Regions from separate parts of the Homo sapiens genome. Here region 2 is linked to region 1. The links are chromatin contacts, found by Hi-C or POLR2A ChIA-PET in ENCODE. All regions are on one chromosome and are shown on one strand. The core of a region is the stretch at or near the end of the contact, and the rest is flanking DNA. Distances in the headings are between cores, read along the strand shown. Region 1 overlaps GYG1 (glycogenin 1). Region 2 overlaps WWTR1 (WW domain containing transcription regulator 1).

Region 1 (5,509 bases), core at 2,029-4,528:
GGGCTGGGCACAGTGGCTCACGCCTGTAATCCCAGCACTTTGGGAGGCTGAAGTGGGAGGATCACTTGAACCTAGGAGTAAGACCAGTCTGGGCAACATGGCAAAACCGTGTCTCTATAAAACACACACACACACACACACACACACACACACACAAATTAACTGAGCATAGTGGCACATGCCTGTAGTCCCAGCTACTCATCAGGAGGCTGAGGCAGGAGGATCACTTGAGCCTCAGGAGGTCGAGGCTATAGTGAGTCGTGATTCTACCACTGCACTCTAGCCTAGGCAACAGAGCAAGATTCCGTCTCAAAAAAATAAAATGCATTTATGACTTGTTTTCTGATGCAATACTACAAACTAACTTAAAAATTACTAAACCAAGCATTTTAATTTTCAAATTATGCCGTGTTAAAGAGGATCTTCCCTTACAAAAAAAAAATACTAATTCTGTTTTTTTATATTTGAGTAGTCATTCGAAGTGATAAAACTATTAGTTTGTTTCCTTTATCTTTTGTTCTAACCAAATGATACAGAGAGAAAGGCACTAGATGTGCTATTTTGTGGCTTAAATTCATACTAAGTTTGCTTTATACCAGGGCATCCTTTAGCTGAAGCTTCATGTAAGACCAAAGGCCACAAAGTTCTAGATATCCAAAACTCTAAGATTCTGGGGTGTCTAAATACTGCTTTGGGGACATCCTAGTGCATGGTTATTTGGAGTTGGCAAGACAAACACTCCATTCTTCCTTCCATGAAGCCGAAGTTGCTCCAGACCACTCCATGGTCTCTAATTCCACCTGCCACCACCCATGCTGTCCTAGGGAAGGCCAGCATACTATAGGGCTACTTAGTCCTGGAGACCACCAAGGTTATTCTGAACCCAAGAGTGGGCCTTCAAATTCACAGGGATCTTTGGAGAGTAGCAATGATGACCGAAATGCTTGTAATGGGTTACTTTCATTTAAAAAACATTTGGACTACAATTTTATATTACCTTATAATAAAAAAGAAATGTAACTACCTGTACCTTTTCAGCCTTTCCCAAATATAAAAGAATATAAGGAAAAATGTCTCTGGATGGGTCTCCACAAGAAAAGCAAATATATTTTCTGGCAGAGGGAAGGGAAAATGAGTTCTGTGATCTGGTTTCAATATTCCTCAATAGGCAGCAATGGGCAAGACAAAGCATGGCTCTGAGCAGCCTTATCACAGAAACGTAGAGCTGACCCCCACAAGCTGCACTGAAGCAGCAGCATCTCCAGCCGGCCCTGGGCCAGCTGAAATCCGGCTAATGGACGGAGTTGTTCCCAACTTTCCCAGTGTGTCATATTCTCTATGGTTACAATAAACCCGGGGGATTTCCAAAATTAGCACTCATTCATTGAGCCAGGAAGAAGAAAACCATCCTGTTTCAGTAATTTAGATCTCTAACTGGTTTTTTGGGGGCAATTCATTTGGAGGATATAAAATCAACTGGGTTCTTGAGAGAAAGGGCCAAGGTTCTAGCAAATTAAGTCTGTCTTACCCCTCAAAACTTAACTCTGCTCCACCTGCTTCTTGTGTGTTAAAATAAAAGTACTGCAAGCAGTGTCTGCATAAACCAGGCTATCCCCGAAAGGTACAACGTGCTCAATGGTGCTAAGGTGGAAATCAGATGGAGTCAAACAGAACCACATGCTCACTGTGCAGGACTGAGTGGAATGGTCATACTATTCAAAAGTCTTTCTCCTCTGCACTGTCAACTTTTTGCTTGCTAAACTGAATTCAGTCAATTAAACTATAAGCAAATGTCCTATTATAGACAAATTCGGCTCTAGGGGTCACACTGTCATGGTTTGCAAGAACACTATTCAGACTAGCAGGGTTATAAGTAAGGATTAAAATGGATCAGGTTCACATTTCCATGTGAGACACGTTTGTATTTTACAAGGCCAAGGACTGAGAGGTGAAAATAATGCTTCTCCTATTCCTCCCTTGACAGTGAATCCTGTTGTCTGCTTTACTCAGAACACAGTTGGTGTGTTTAAGAGTCTGCTTGTTCCCATTGTACAAAGGGAAGAGAATGTAATATGTTGGAGACATATACCAAGGGAACAGTTAGGGAGGAAAGAACATGAGATGCTTCTAATCCTTATCTGGAGGATGTTGATAGAGTCTTCCCAGAAAAGAACAGAAAAGGAAACATTGCTGCTACAAAAAGCCAGACATGCTTATTACCGTGGTGTAAGACTTACGGAGAGGACTTTGGATAATGAAATATGAGGAGTGAAAGGCCCTTTGTTTTCCGCTAACTCAGGAATGTCCATATGGGACAGAGATTGGCCCAACTCAGTGAAGGGCTGTGCTGCTCACAACTGTCTCAGGATCGACCTGACAGCTAGTCCCCTGTTCAAGAAATCTAAATCATCTTCTTAGTTAAACACAAATGAGTCAGAGGCTAAATAATAGGATCCTGTCCCTAACAGTGAGATAAACAGTGCAGCAAGGCTGTATTAGTTGTAAGGTGTATCAGAACTGCACCAGGGGCCGGGAGCAGTGGCTCATGCCTGTAATCCTAGCACTTTGGGAAGGCAAGGTGGGCAGATCACCTGAGGTCAGGAGTTCAAGGCCAGCCTGGACAATGCGGTGAAACCCCATCTCCACTAAAAATACAAAAATTAGCCGTGTGTAGTGGCACGTGCCTGTAATCCCAGCTACTAGGGAGGCTGAGGCAGGAGAATCACTTGAACCAGGAGGTGGAGGTTGCAGTGAGCCAAGATCATGCCACTGCACTCCAGCCTGGGCAACAAAGTGAGACTTCGTCTCAAAAAAAAAAAAAAAAAAGAACTGCACCAGGGACTGTGCGTGCTAAACAAGCACGTTACCAAAAACAACAAATGTCCACTGAGCACTTTATATGTATTAATTTGTTTCATCCTCCTGACAACCCTATGAGGTAGGTACTATTTTCCTCCTCGTTTTACATATGGAGGAGCTGAGGCACCAAGTCTTAAGTCATGTAGCAGATAAATGACAGAGTGAGGACATATGCCCTGCCTTTCTGGTTTACGAATTACTCTGAACACTATATTGCTTCTCTCAAATAAAAATGACTAACAATCTAACGTGTACTGAGCAGTTGGGTAGACCAGGCCCTCTTCTAACCATGCTACATGATTACCTCCCTTACTACCCACAATAACCCTATGAAGACATGGAGGCAGAAAGAAGTTCAGTAAGTAGGCCAGGAAGTGGTCACTGCAGGATGTGAAGTGAGGTCATCCAGCTCCAGAGCCCTTATTCTTAGCCACAGCAGCACACTGCTGCCTGCATCTGGCTTAATCCCCACAACAATTATGAGGGAGCTTTTAACACCTTTTTGCAGGTGAAGGAAACCAAAGCTCAGCAGCCAGTATGGGGAAGACATTGAGTTAGGGCACAAACTCAGCTCCTCCAAGTTGTAAGTCTGCAGAGCTTAAGAGTCTGTGTTTTTGACCATGACATATTAATAACTTACCAGAGGGCCATGAACCCCAGAAACTGATGGGAACCTTGTCCCAAAGGCAACTAAGGACCCTAGGGTCAAGCATGAGGCAACCGATAACATCAAGGCCTCTCCCCATTGCAGCCACGGTTCTTACAAGAGAAACTTTCCTCAAAGTGTCTATCTGTTATTTCCCTCGGAATGACAATGAAGCAGCCCCAAAATTGTACACCCCAATTCTCTGCCCTCAACATCTCCAACAATAGTTAAACCATCTGCACTTACACTTTAAATGCCGGGAGGTAGGAGTATATAGAGATGCTGCTTAGGTTATAAATAAACGGCAGGTGTTTTCTGATATCTGTTGTTGCCCAGCTGCTAAAAAATGTGTTCAGTATGCCTTGGTCCCCACCTAAAAGAAAAAAATATATAAATTAGTTAACAGATCTCTAGACAGTTTAATAATTTTATAGGAGCACATAACTGGACCTTTAAAAATAGACACTAATTCCATTTTTTTTTTTTTTTTGAGACGGAGTCTCGCTCTGTCACCCAAGCTGGAGTGCAGTGGCACGATCTCAGCTCACTGCAACCTCTGCCTCCTGGGTTCAAGCAATTCTCCTGTCTAAGCCTCCCGAGTAGCTGGGACTACAGGTGCATGCCACCACGTCAGGCAATTTTTTGTTATTTTTAGTAGAGATGGGGTTTCACCGTGTTGGCCAGGCTGGACTCGAACCCCTGATCTCAAGTGATACACCTGCCTTGGCCTCCCAAAGTGCAAGGACTACCAACGTGAGCCATCACGCCCGGCCCTCATTTTTGAGTTAAGTTCCTTGACACACCAATTAAAAACATTTTAAGGAGTGGCCATTTCCCTGATTTAACTCATTAATTCGACAAATATCTATTGAGCAGCTACTATGTACCAGATACTGTACTAGGCATTGCAGAGTCAACAGTGCACAAAGAGATATGGTCACTGTCTTCACAAGGGTCAGGTGGGAGACACCAACAGCAGCAAATCAAATCAACAAACATCACACAGATGGAGATGAATGCAGTGAAGGAATGTACGTGGCACTACAGGCACACGTGGAAGTGGCTTGAGCTACATCTGATGGGCGAAGGAAGGCTTCCACAAGGAAGTTGTGTTTAAACCAATATCTGAGGGGTGCACAGGCATACCTGAAAAATGCCGATGGGGGAAAGACGGGGGACCGTGTCCCAGGCAGAACAAAAATAGTGCACACCACCGACCTGTGGCGGGCAGGAGCATGAGGCTATGGATAGAAGGCCTGGAAGGTGGCCTGAGTAAGTGGACTCGGCGGGAATGAGTTGCATGGCACCAGGTGAGTCTCAGAGAAGGCGGCAGGGACCAGACCACATAGGGATCAGGTTGTACACTTTATTTCCAGTTAAAGATTTCAGACTTTCCCCTGAGTATAACAGGACAAAAAGAATCAAAAAGTAAAAGAGAGCAAACTGGAACAATGGAATTGTTTTCCAGGGCCCACAACTGTTGGCTTATCAACAGAGGGCCCAGAAGGCCACATTACCCCTATGGTGCACTCTCCCACCACTGACCAAAAGTCTCTGGGCAGATCCTGCTCAGTCACCACTGTGGCCAGCGTCAGCTACAATGATACAGCAAAGTGTCTGCTCAGCCCTTGGGGCTCCTGGACTTCATATCTTCCTCAGAAAGCGGGGATCATGGCCATTCATTCAAAAGAAATAAAAACAATACAAGACACATTCTTCCATATATTTCATGTGCTTTCTATTTTAGACTCATGAGATTTCAGAAAACACACTCAGAACCAGAGTCTCCCAAGCAGCAGAACAGGAGTTCACGATGTGTGTGCATGTGCATGAGTGCATATGTGCGAGTGTGTATGGGGATGGCAGGCAGGCAGACACCTGCTCTAAGCATCAGGCAGGAATACTGCATAGTCACTCCTCTCCTCAGTCTCCTTTGCCAAAAAATCCAGGTCGTTTCTCAACATACAGCAAGTCCAGTCGGCTGTCGTTACTATTCAATTTTCC
Region 2 (5,509 bases), core at 842-3,341, 570 kb before region 1:
TAATCCATGAGGGAAAACTGATTTCACACGACATGGTTTTTCATAACCTACCATTTCCAGCCAAATATCTTCTCAGAGACGTGGTGACCTTTCTTGCCCCTTAGCAAACTCCATGCTTTTGTCCAACCTGGGCAGTTCTCTAAGCAGAGACTCATAATGTAATTGGAGGCCAGGAATTGGTTGGTCTTTCTGGGACTGAGAGAAGGAGGCTGTCTGGGAAGTAGTGGTCCAAGGGGCTCTTGAAGGAAGGGGAAAAAGCCCACTCCCGCTTATATTTGTTACAGGTACCGTTAACCCCACATACCACCAGGGCTCTCCATGGGAAGCACTTGTAGAGGATTTTTCTTTTTTTTAAGTCGAGGAAAAAAATGTTTACTGTCAAGAAAAGCTTTTCTTCCCCGTAGGAACTGCTATTCTTTTTCTTTATAAACAGCATGGGATCAGGTGATTGATTCCATTTGTCCCCTGATTTGAGCCACACGAAGATAGGAGCCAAAAGTGTAGTTTATCTTCAGGAACTCTTTTTGTTTGTTTGTTTGTTTGTTCTTTGAGACTGAGTTTCTCTCTTGTTGCCCAGGCTGGAGTGCAATGGTGCGATCTCGGCTCACCACAATCTCCGCCTCCTGGGTTCAAGCAATTCTCCTGCCTCAGCCTCCTGAGTAGCTGGGATTACAGGCATGTGCCACCACAGCCGGCTAATTTTGTATTTTTAGTAGAGACAGGGCTTCTCCATGTTGGTCAGGCTGGTCTCGAACTCCCAACCTCAGGTGATCTGCCCACCTCGGCCTCCCAAAGTGCTGCTTATACCTTATGACCTGTGTATTCATGCATCAATTTTCTTTTTTGTCTTTTTGTACCTTCATTAGTATTTTTGTTTTTACTGGTTGTGAAAACAATACATAATCACTGCTAAAAATCTGGAAAGTACAAAGCAGTTTAGATAAGAAAAAAAAAATTACCAGTGAGCCTGTTATTTGCATATATCACCATAAATAGTTTGATATGTTTCTTTTTCCTTTTTTGTTCCATTTTCAAATATGAAACCTGTACAGTGTATGTATTTATACAATACACATATATAGGCAGGTTAAATATATTTGTATATGTGTGTGCATTTCCAAGGGAAGTTATACTTTTAAAACAGCAGAGAGTTTTTCTTGAAGTAGACTAAGCAAGGGAGTGAAGCCAGGAAGGAGGTGGGAGTAGCGGGGAAGTGGGGATTAATCTAGCTAAATTGTGGGTCCTGGCAAACACTGAGATTACACTGTGAAATACGAGAAAGGAAATGACTCAGTAACATTGAGAGAGGGAGCAGAGATGAGACAGCAGAGTGAAAGAGTGAATGGCGTATCCTGGGTTTGGGAAGTGGTGGGAAGTAGGGGGAGCTGGAGCCTGAGGCACTAAGTGATTAGAACAATAGGAGAATTTAGTTTTCAGATGAAATCATCAAGGCTGTATTAAGTGCCTCTTGTGAGCAATAGCTCACTCTTACTTGTTGCATTCAGCCTGGGAGCCACTCTTGACACCATGTTAGCGCAGCCTTACAGCTGATGTCAGGTCGACTGGTCTGCAGAGCCAGGAATTTGGGCTTTCTTCTCAGAGTTGTTTTGGAGCAATGAGAACTGCTCACTTAAGAAAGGCTCCCTCTTGTACTCCAGCCTTTGGGGAATGCTGTGAGTGACACTTTTAATTAACAAATCCACTGGGAACAAAACTCCTTTAAATGTGTTGGCTGGGTGTGGAGTTTGAAGGGTGGGCCGTGGAGGCTCCCACTGCACTGCAGGAGTGCTGGGACTTCAAGCCATGGGTAAGCTCGGTCAGAACTGTCAGGATGAGGTCCACCCAGAAGGCCCCACACTCTGTCCCAGGGGATTTAGGCTGGCAAGCTGTGCTGGCACTCCTGGGGCAAGATGAGCTCATCTGCCACTTCAGATGCTGGGCTTCCTATGCTAGATGTTCCTGCTCTTGCCGCATTCAGGAGCCACAGCCCACTTGTTCAGAACGGGAGGGGAGAGTGGGGGACGAGCATTTAGGAATGCATCATTCCAGCTCCTGTATTATTCCTAGAGCTGGTAGCTGAAATTCTGACCACGGAAGTGTCCTTGAACATCTTCCAGCAAATGATGTATATTTCCACATCTCACCGGGGCCTGTGCTGATGTTGGTTCTAGCACAGCATCAATATCCATGATGTCAGAGAGTCTAAGAAAGGTTTATGAAAGAGAGAAGGATTCTTTTCCTTCTGGTACCAGAGTGAAAACTATTTATGTAGCACATGTCTGCCTTGGAAAACATGCTGCTTTAATAGAATGAGTTCTGAAGGAATAATCAAAGCATTTCTTAGGTCTAATTATTTTGCTAAAGGGAGTTACTTAATTTTGACATCCTCATCAATTAGTTCCTCACTTGGAAGGCCTGTGACAAGCCTGAGGCTGGCTATGAGTTTCCACCTGCCCAGAAGTTGATGGATTTTATGAAAGCTTTAAACAGAACTACAATTGTGAAACTGAAAGTGTAAACTAAAACTATTGTTTTTATTATTATTTACTTTATACTTAGGGAAATGATTTTCATCTCTTTACTTCAGTATTTCCCCATCTTTTTTTTTTGGGGGGGATGGAGTCTCACTCTGCTGCCTAGGCTGGAGTGCAGTGGCATGATCCCAACTCACTGCAACCTCCACCTCCCGGGTTCAAGCGATTCTCCTGTCTCAGCCTCCCGAGTAGCTGGGGTTACACGCGTGCATCACCATGCCGGCTACTTTTTATATTTTTAATAGAGCTGGGGTTTCACCATGTTGGCCAGGCTGGTCTCGAACTCTTGACCTGTGGTGATCCACCCGCCTCGGCCTCCCAAAGTGCTGGGATTAGAGGCGTGAGCCACCGCCCCCGGCCTTTTTTTTTTTTTTTTTAATCACATTTATTCTAAAACCTTAGACCTTTAGACCCAAGTTTTCACGCAAGGCAATGGATGAGTTCCCCTTGGCAATACCTTCAAGTCTTGCATTAAGAAATCTGAATAACAATTTTAGCAGAGGAAGCATTTAAAAATGAGGAGACAGACTGAAAAGAAAACAAGACAAATACAACTTCAATGCAAGGAAGTTTCTAGACTGATTAAACATAACGAAAGTAAAAGTGGTTTCCTACCTTAAAGATTCAAAGGAGGCCATTGTTATTCAAAAGTGAGGTGTGTTTAACAGAAACAACAATCATGCTCCTTTTGTTGTATGTCTAAGGAAGGTCAATGGTGGGGGCCTGACTGGAAGAGACCCACCTGGTTGTGAGGCCCAAAACAAAGGGCTAACATTCAGTTTCTTCTATCATGTTTGTTGTCTTTGATGGATATGGAAAGATCTCTGATACTGGGCTGGGTGCGGTGGCTTGTGCCTGTAATCCCAGCACTTTGGGAGACTGAGGTGGGAGGATCACTTGAGCTCAGGAGTTCGAGACCAGCCTGGGCAACATAAGGAGACACCCACCTCTACAAAAAAAATTTTTTAAAAAAAATGAGCCAGGTGTGGTCGCAGGTGCCTGTGGTCCCAGGTACTCAGTAGGCCAAGGTGGGAAGATTGCTTCAGCCCAGGATGTCGGGGCTGCAATGGGCCATGATTATGCCACTGTACTCCAGCCTGGGTAACAGAGCAAGATCATGTCTCGAAAAAACAAAAAAGAAGGAGAAGGAGGAGAAGGAAGATTTCTGATACTGTTTATAAAACAAAGTAGAGGAACGGGATGAATCTACTCATCATATATATATATATATCACAAACTTTCACTAAAGGAAGAGTTTGATGGAGTGGGACAGAGTCTCTAAGGTACCAGGAGTGACCTGCAATGTGATTTGGAAGGTGGTAGGCAAAGCTGGAGGCCATGTCCACCTTTCTTAGAATGTACTGGAAACTCTGAGCAGAAGCTCATGTTTCATGTTGGGTTAGTTTCTCTGTGATTAAGTCACAGTAACAAACTGGAAGTTGTATGTGATCAAACATGTAATCATGTCTTCTCCCTTGTAAACCTTCATGCCTCAATATCTAAGTTTCTCCATAAGCTGGCACTAGTTGACTTTCCTACTATTATTTTCTAATACTCTGCCTTCCAGCTACCCTATTGTCACCTTGCTTGGTGACAGTGAGCTTCTTGAGGGTTTTATGTGTCACCTTTGGGGACCTTGAAATACCTTACACTCCTACTGTGAGAGCTCACTAATGTGGTGTTCAGAAGCTGGTTTCATGGGCCCATCTTTTGCTTGATGACAGCCAAAGGGATCCTCATTATGTCAATTCTATGAGTCAGGAGAGTATGGGGTACTGGCTGGGAAGGTGAGCATGGCTCCCCTTCCAGGAAGGAGCTCACACTATGGCACTCCAGTGATTGGATGGCTGAGAAGCAACTGAGGTGCTGGGGAATACAAGCTCCACGGGCCGAGGGGAAGTTCACTGGGGCTCACTGCATGCAAGGGCTGTCTGGACAGCGATGTCTTGGGCTTGTGTTTAGAGAGCTGCTTGCAGAATCCCCAGTGTGGCCTAACCAGGATGCAGGGAAAAATAGGCAAGTATGTCCTTGGATGAAACCAAGCACAATCTATCAACCACTCAAGCAGATCCTAAGGGAAGAATTAGTGTCATTAACTATTATGCTGTTGTTGGTGATGATGATAATGATGCTGACAATTAAAAAGATAATTAATTGTTTTCCTTCTTTTAGTCACATAGAAAAAATCACCACATGGCAAGACCCTAGGAAGGCGATGAATCAGCCTCTGAATCATATGAACCTCCACCCTGCCGTCAGTTCCACACCAGTGCCTCAGAGGTCCATGGCAGTATCCCAGCCAAATCTCGGTAAGCCTCAAGCTTTTTTAAAATTAAAAAAGATATTTTTTTTTTGTAGAGTTGGGGTCTCCCTTTGTTGCCCAGGCTGGTGTTGAACTCGTGGGCTCAAACAATCCTAACACCTCAGTCTCCCAAAGTGCTGCGATAACAGGCATGAACCACTGTGCCTGGTGGAGCCCCAAGCTTTGACTCCAAGCTGAAGAAATGGTGTTCAATCAAGGGGTGGCGGGGCTCATAAGTGGTTCTGGCTGTTTCTATGTCTCTTCATGCACCCAGACGGTGTTTGCTCCTTCTTCTTGGCTGCAATACCGTGTTACCCTTCTGCCGGCTTTTTCTTCTTTACTTGGTCTCTTTACCACCAACTCATGATACTGCTGCCTCAGTTTTAAACTACAGTTCTGACCTTCCCTCCAATGGCCTTAATTGGGGTAGAAAAATCAGTTAGGCCTCCTGTCTTCATCTAGCCTGAGGCAAGTAGGACACATACACGCTTTGGGTGACTTTGGCTCCTGGCGACTGCCTACAGGTACAATTCTAGTCTCAAATCCCTATCCTTATTTCCCTTTTTTCCTTTTTTTTTCATAATTGCTGCATAACATGTGTCAGATAGCATGCCAAGTGCTTCCATGCCTTACCTTATGAAAGCCTTCCAAAACCCCTGCAAAAAGTAGCAGG

What was found. Hi-C counts contacts between places; a loop is a spot of excess contacts on that map. ChIA-PET counts read pairs that join two places held with the same protein, here RNA polymerase II (POLR2A).
Region 2: a loop to region 1 is called in a map of ascending aorta, with 6 times the contacts of the local background. The contact joins two enhancer-like sites. A Hi-C loop is called at or near these places in 1 of 168 maps with a recorded cell type or tissue (ascending aorta). POLR2A ChIA-PET finds 5 or more read pairs at or near these places in 1 of 52 experiments (AG04450).

Annotation. Positions count from the first base shown.
Region 1 is chr3:149,007,645-149,013,153 of GRCh38, reverse strand. It overlaps GYG1 (glycogenin 1), which reads right to left. Exons shown (of 8, transcript NM_004130.4): 5 at 3,752-3,878. Among named protein-coding and RNA genes, the nearest start is that of GYG1, 19 kb to the right of the region's middle. RefSeq lists an enhancer at 4,246-4,746. Within about 2 kb of position 3,278, at least 6 of the 41 ENCODE cell types and tissues checked have a DNase peak (open chromatin) inside an H3K27ac peak, as active enhancers do.
Region 2 is chr3:149,572,198-149,577,706 of GRCh38, reverse strand. WWTR1 (WW domain containing transcription regulator 1) reads left to right here. Exons shown (of 7, transcript NM_015472.6): 3 at 4,707-4,843. Among named protein-coding and RNA genes, the nearest start is that of WWTR1-IT1, 77 kb to the left of the region's middle. RefSeq lists enhancers at 1,658-2,284, 2,285-2,911, 2,912-3,538. Within about 2 kb of position 2,091, at least 24 of the 41 ENCODE cell types and tissues checked have a DNase peak (open chromatin) inside an H3K27ac peak, as active enhancers do.